2 separate regions of the Mus musculus genome follow, and region 1 is linked to region 2. A link is a contact called in ENCODE Hi-C or POLR2A ChIA-PET data. All regions are on one chromosome and are shown on one strand. The core of a region is the stretch at or near the end of the contact, and the rest is flanking DNA. Distances in the headings are between cores, read along the strand shown.

Region 1 (3,262 bases), core at 24-2,523, 37 kb after region 2:
TTCTGAGGAAGATTCTGGAGACGACATACTACAGGGGGGTGGGAAGCAGAAAGCGGGCCTACATGTGCTTCCGCTTGTACTGAGGTCCTGAAGAGGTAAAAAAACAGAAAAGGAGAATTACAACTGAGTGACTACATTCTGCTTCCTCTTCTGCCAAGAAGTGAGGACACTCTCTTTCTCTTGCTGTCAACAAATTTTCTACATGGACTTTCAGATTTCCAAGCTGGAAAAGTCTTTCCGGCTTAGTGAAGACAGGCCTGAAAGTGTACCAAGTTCTTTGAAGGTGAGGTGTTATTCACTCCAATTAACTCCTGTGGGCAGTAAGGCAAAGAAGGCTACTACAAGAAGACAAATGGACGAAGTCAACAGCATTAGAATTGTATTAAGTATTGTATGAGGAATATGAACAATTCAGAAAGAAAGCCTCTACTATGCAGCATCCTGAACCATGAAACTAAAGTATAAAACGGCATTTTTTTATTTTTATTTTTTATTTTTGGTTTTTCGAGACAGGGTTTCTCTGTGTAGCCCTGGCTGTCATGGAACTCACTCTGTAGACCAGGCTGGCCTCAAACTCAGAGATCCACCTGTCTCTGCCTCCCAAGTGCTGGGATTAAAGTTGTGTGCCACCACTGCCCAGCTATAAAACAGCATTCTTTCCCATTTTATAAACATTCTTTCCCACTTTATAAACATTTCCCTTATTTAACTTTTACAGCCATTATTTATCCATAAATTTCCAAAAGTTAGAGAAAATGACTGTCCTGTGCATTTAACATACCACAGTGTACACTGGTGTCTCCAGATTAATAATATCTAAAATTAACAAATAAACCTGCTGACTCAGAAATAGAAACAAGATGACGTACCTGGGTTTTGAATTGGTGGTACCAGCATCAAGGTTTGGCATCTTAGTCAGCATCTCCTTTAGCTGAAGCTCTGCGAATTGACACATTCTGGGTTGATCAAGTGTCACGGTCTCATGGTCTCATGGTGTCTTGTATGTAAAGGACCATAGAGATGCTAAGAAAAACAACTCAGAGTGCATTTTGAAATTGTGCTAATGATAGACTAGATTGAGAATGAATTGTGCATGAATATACATTTTCAGCCAATAAACTTTGTAAAGTCAAGAGAAACTCTGCTTATAATAGCAGAGCCCTGGTTGACTTTCTGGGAAAAGAGCAGGAGAATTTGGCAAGCGGGTGTTTTCAGTGACACAGCACCATTGGTATGTTTCTGGGAAGGAAAGGCACACTGTTTCTCAGATTGCTTTCGGTTTTGATGCTTTTTATGTCCAGGAGTCCTGCACAGCCATGGCGGGTGAGTCCTTTCTTTGTTTATGCTTGTGTTGAGGGAGTTACATATGGATTTCTGAGAGAAGAGATAACAATGCTTCATCAAAGCAGAGCTGTTTGTAAGTTGAGGGGAGGGAGGCTATGGTAGCACATGTTGAAGCAGAGTGCGTGCAGATACTCTCAAAGGCATTTATCCTCAGCATTTACAGCTGTGGGAAAGAAAGGAAAATGAATCTCTCTAGACCCCTCCTTTTAGTATTTTCCTGTGTTTTAAGTATTGCCTTTGACTCACTGACTAGAGGTTTTCTCCAGCTCTCTGGGTGTTTTGTTCTGAGGATGAGAAACTTTACTACTGAACAAAACCTTGCATTTTCTCTATCTTTCTGCTCTGTATCTGAACTACTTTTCAGCAGCAAGCCAGGCAGCTAGTTTGATTTCTCTATTTCTACACAGAGCTCTCTAGGACCACTGGCAGTATAAACAAAATGTGGGACAATATAGCTGTAATGTGTTCACGTTATACTATGCTGTGTATGGAATAAAATATCCTTTTAAGATATTTACAAAAATGAGCAAAAGTGGAAGGGTCATGAGTGATCTGCAGAAATGTCAGACATCAGGTATCTATGGCTGAATCGCCTGATGAAGTTGTTTCTCTTCTCCCCACTTATGTTTCCTCCTGTACAAACTTGATATGTGTTGGGCAATATAAATGCTTCTGTGGGTTCATAGACAAATTGTCACTCAACTGTCACCTGATTAATTATATTATAATCTCAAAAATGAAGGACAGCCATTTATAAAAAGGAAAGGCCATGGGTCCCATCCTTAGGCAGTGAGTATAATTCCCAAGAAAGCCTTACAGGCAGTCCTGTTTATTTATCTATGTGGGCGATTCTTGTCTGTATTTGAATTTGAAAGCTGGTAGTGCAGAAACATATTTAAATACCTTTCCATGTCTAAATGATATTATTTTTACAGCCAGGAGGACACATGAAAGAGATCCAATCTACAAGATCAAAGGTTTGGCCAAGGACATGCTGGATGGGGTTTTTGATGACCTGGTGGAGAAGAATGTTTTAAATGGAGATGAGTTACTCAAAATAGGGGAAAGTGCGAGTTTCATCCTGAACAAGGCTGAGAATCTGGTTGAGAACTTCTTAGAGAAAACAGACATGGCAGGAAAAATATTTGCTGGCCACATTGCCAATTCCCAGGAACAGCTGAGTTTACGTGAGTAGTTCTGGCCAAAATGCCATCAGCTCCTTTTTTTCTACTTCCTACAAAACTTCTGTGTTTACTTCTGTTCTTAAGGAAATCTGACCTCCCCATATCCCTTAGACTGTTACTTGTCTATTTGTTTAGCAGATGAAAAACACCCAGATTCACCCAAACTACTTTTCTACTCCTGAATATTTTATTTTTCCCTTAACAATTGCACCACTGATTACCCCATGAAATTTACATATTCAATACATTATTGTGTTTCTCTGTCCTAAACCACAGGCATAAGAAGGCAAGCCTCATTGGCTACTTTATTCATGAAACATATTGATCATGTAAGAAATCACACATGACAGATGGCAGGTACTCATCAAATATCAAGTCATCTTGATTAAGAAAAAGCAGGATTTTTTGTTTTGTTTTTCTTTATTTTATTTTTTATTTCATTGTTTAATGGTTATTTATTTGTTTACATTTCAAATGTTGTCCCCTTCCTAGTCTCCCCTCTGCAAGCCTCCCATCCTATCCTCATCCCCCTGCCTCTATAAGGGTGCTTCCCCACCTTTTCACCCACACATATCTCACTACCCTAGCATCCCCCTATGCTGGGGCATCAAGCCTCCACAAGACCAAGGGCCTCCCCTCCCATTGATGCCAAATAAGGCACTCCTCTGGTACATATGCAGCTAGAGCCATGGGGTTCATCCATGTGTAATCTTCAGTTGATGGTTTAGTCCCTG
Region 2 (3,466 bases), core at 933-3,432:
TAGGTTCGATTTTCATTTGAACAACCAGAATTTAGGCTACAGATGCCCACTGCTGATAGGGTGACCCTGACAAAACGTTTCTACCTCTTCCCGGGACATTAAACGAAGTATGTCATACCAATGCCTTTGTACACTTGTGTGTGTATACGTGTGTGTGTGTGTGTGTGTGTGTGTGTGCAGTAGGGGGAGGTTGGATGAAGACCACTGAAGTATAGTAAACAACTGATCCTGATCCAAGTTTCTACATTTGGTATATTATATAGAGAAATCAGGAACAGACTGAAGGGACTGCTTGTTTTCTTAATATTCTCAGATTTTGTGGTTGGTCCTATCTCAGGTTGGCTGCTATGAGACAAAATTTTAAGAGGCTCTATATGTCTATATTTTATCTTAGTAAGATAAACACTTACACATGCCTTGGGCTCTTCTCTGTTGTGAGTGTATATACCAGCATTACAGTGTTGTGCACTGATCTCAGAAGAATGCTTATGTTTTTGTAATTTCTCTTTCTCATAGGAATCCAGTTCATTCTTATGTACCTATGCTGAGAATCGTGCCAATAAGAAGCCAATACTTCCTTAGATGATGCAATAAATATTAAAATAAAACAAAACAGAAAGGCTATCCTGTTTGTTGTTTCTGTTGCGACCTTATTTTCCTTTATTTGACTTGACTTTCAGACAGAACACAAGAAGAGTAACTCATGTCTTTATTATTGTATTTATTTGTAAAAATTTTACACATGTGTAAAATGCATTCTGATTACTATAACCTCACACACTCTGTAGTACTCTTCTATTCCTACAATTATTCTCCTCTGTACAATTCCTATTCAAACACCTATATCTTTTTTTGTTTGTTTGTTTTTGAGACCCACTGAGTTTAACCAGAATTCACAGTGTAACCATGGAGTGTCCACTGGAGCCTGGTATACACCAAAGACTGTCTCTCTCCCAGAATCCCTCAGTAGCCAGAGCATCAGCAGAGTTCTTAGACTTGGTTCTTAAATGCAGAACTGGCTGAGTGCCATTATTTCTTTTATAATATCATTTGCTTGTCTTTTCCTACAGTCATATAGACACCACAGGTTTCTGAATTCCAAGAATTTAGTGCTCAGAAGAAGAAACATATAAAATATAACTGGGACCATTATAGCCAAAATAATAAATGGAATCTCAAAATGGAGTGTTTACTTATTACTCTGGAAGCCTGGACCAGAACAAAGCAATTTTTATGTGCTATTATCCTTCATGGATTAAAAAATTCATGGATCAAAGAATATTGACTTAGCCCATGAACCTTAAAATTTCACATTCTGATTGAGACTATAAAACAGTCAGTGCCACCAACAACCAGGGAACAATTACCAGATAAGTATGACACTGAGGAGATGGGCGATAGTGGCATTACTTTATCCATTCTCTCAGCAGTATTTGTTAACTGTAGGAGGAGCTGAAGAAGGACACTTTCACAAGAGCCTTTCTAATCCTTCCTATTTAATCCAACGTTCCCCAAAGACTCAAAGTTGAACACACCACAGCATTTGTCTTTTCCCCTTTCTCTAACCATTCCCCTGACATACCTCTCTCCTCAGATCATGTGATCATGCATTCATTATATTGCACCGTGCAAGTGCCCCTATTTGTTCAAGAGGCTACGAACAGGTAGTAGTAATCATCACTCTCAGTAAAAATTTGTCTTGCACAATTAATGAAATGCACCCAGGGTGGACAAAAGGATTGCTCTGAACTATGTCTAATAAAAACGAAGTCTGTAGAAATATGTATAGAAAGGCTGTAGTACCTTGAATTAGGAAACAATTGCTTAATTTTCCAGTAGAAATGAATATGTTAAATTTCATTGACTTAGAACTGATGTTTTAGAAAGCAGAGGTTGAGTTACTGAGAAGCCAGACTAGAATATAAGCAGCACTGTGTCTTACTGGAGCCCTGAAGAATAGAGAAAATGCAAAGGTAAACAACTTCAATTTTTTTTTTTTCTATTTTTGCAGCCGCTTTAGTTGTGTTTGTTTGTTCCCATGACGAAGTGATAAAATTCAGGAAAAGGGAGGCCAGTTTTATGAGTTACAGGGGATTTCCCCACAGCAGTTGATACTTTCTGAGCAGCTCTTTCAACATCTCCTGGAAGTCCCCGCCTCCCTATGCTAAGGAAATGCCCAGTAACTTTCATTTTACTCTGTCAAGCTGTCTTCACGGTGCGAAAGAACTGAGGCTTTTTCTCATGGCTGGTGAGTCTGGGGGCTCTTCCTGAATAGGGGCTTTGACTTGAGTCCTAGAATTTAGACTTTGCGAAAGCAGAGAATTAAAAAAAAAAAATAGTGGTGACAGAGCAGAGCAGTGGCATAAAAGCCTGATTACTGTACTGCCGGAAAGGACTGTTTATTGGGAGTGTGGACATGCTGAGATATATGTAGCTTTGAGCCACAAAGAACTTCATCTCTCAGTTTCCTTTTTGGAAATCAAAGAGGAGGGTAAAGCCAGAATAACACATTAAAACAACTCTAGAAGTCTGTATGAGCTCTAGGACTCTAGAAGTCTGTAATGAGCTCTAGAACTCTAGAAGTCTGTATGAGCTCTAGGACTCTAGAAGTCTGTAATGAGCTCTAGGACTCTAGAAGTCTGTAATGAGCTCTAGGACTCTAGAAGTCTGTAATGAGCTCTAGAACTCTAGAAGTCTGTAATGAGCTCTAGGACTCTAGAAGTCTGTAATGAGCTCTAGGACTCTAGAAGTCTGTAATGAGCTCTAGGACTGTTACATTTTTCTGAGATGCTGATTGGCACATATTTGAAGTCACCACCTATTTCCCAAGCATAGAGTTACTCTCTTCTTCCATTTTAAATGATTCCATTTTTCTTGCTAGATCTCTGCGTCTGCTAAAATCACCACTGTTGTAACTCATTCATGGACTCCTGTCACAATGTTTTGACTCATGTCTTCCTTTCCAGGTCTTAGCCTTCTGTTCTATCCTTAACATTCCTTTCAAATCATATACCCTTCTTACACTCAGAAGCTGAAAAGGCACAGGACTGAGAAATCACTTGGTATTTTGGTAGCAAGTGTTCAAATGCATCTTATAATATTTTTAGCTTTATTCTTAAAATGTGTACGTGAGGATGAACAAAAAAGTTGTATTTGTCAGCTTAGGTCCAATGTCCTTTGGGCAGAGTAAACTTGTTCTCACATGCAAGACACCGACTTTACCTTATCTCTCTGCAAAAGTCTTTTAAAAACGACAAGCGTCTGATCATTGCCTTTTCTGCTGCTGTTGCCCACATTTGACCAAAGTAACCTGTTTCTAACACCCAGCCCCTCCACCTTGCTGTCTATACCAGATACTTTCAAGAAACTTTCAACCTTGCCAGAACAGATACTAGCTCTACACACTATCTTCTCTGGGACACTGTCTTTTAATGGATGAAAGTTTTAAAACATGATGTTTTCTTGA

What was found. Hi-C counts contacts between places; a loop is a spot of excess contacts on that map. ChIA-PET counts read pairs that join two places held with the same protein, here RNA polymerase II (POLR2A).
Region 1: a loop to region 2 is called in a map of heart, with 4 times the contacts of the local background. The contact joins the promoter of Casp12 here to the promoter of Casp4 in region 2. A Hi-C loop is called at or near these places in 1 of 37 maps with a recorded cell type or tissue (heart). POLR2A ChIA-PET finds 5 or more read pairs at or near these places in 1 of 5 experiments (Patski).

Annotation. Positions count from the first base shown.
Region 1 is chr9:5,344,203-5,347,464 of GRCm38, forward strand. It overlaps Casp12 (caspase 12), which reads left to right and starts at 1,274. Exons shown (of 11, transcript NM_009808.4): 1 at 1,274-1,323; 2 at 2,280-2,531. The coding sequence starts at 1,317.
Region 2 is chr9:5,306,667-5,310,132 of GRCm38, forward strand. It overlaps Casp4 (caspase 4, apoptosis-related cysteine peptidase), which reads left to right and starts at 2,183. Exons shown (of 9, transcript NM_007609.3): 1 at 2,183-2,248. The coding sequence starts at 2,242. Casp1 (caspase 1) reads left to right here. Exons shown (of 10, transcript NM_009807.2): 9 at 4-107; 10 at 517-615. The coding sequence ends at 102.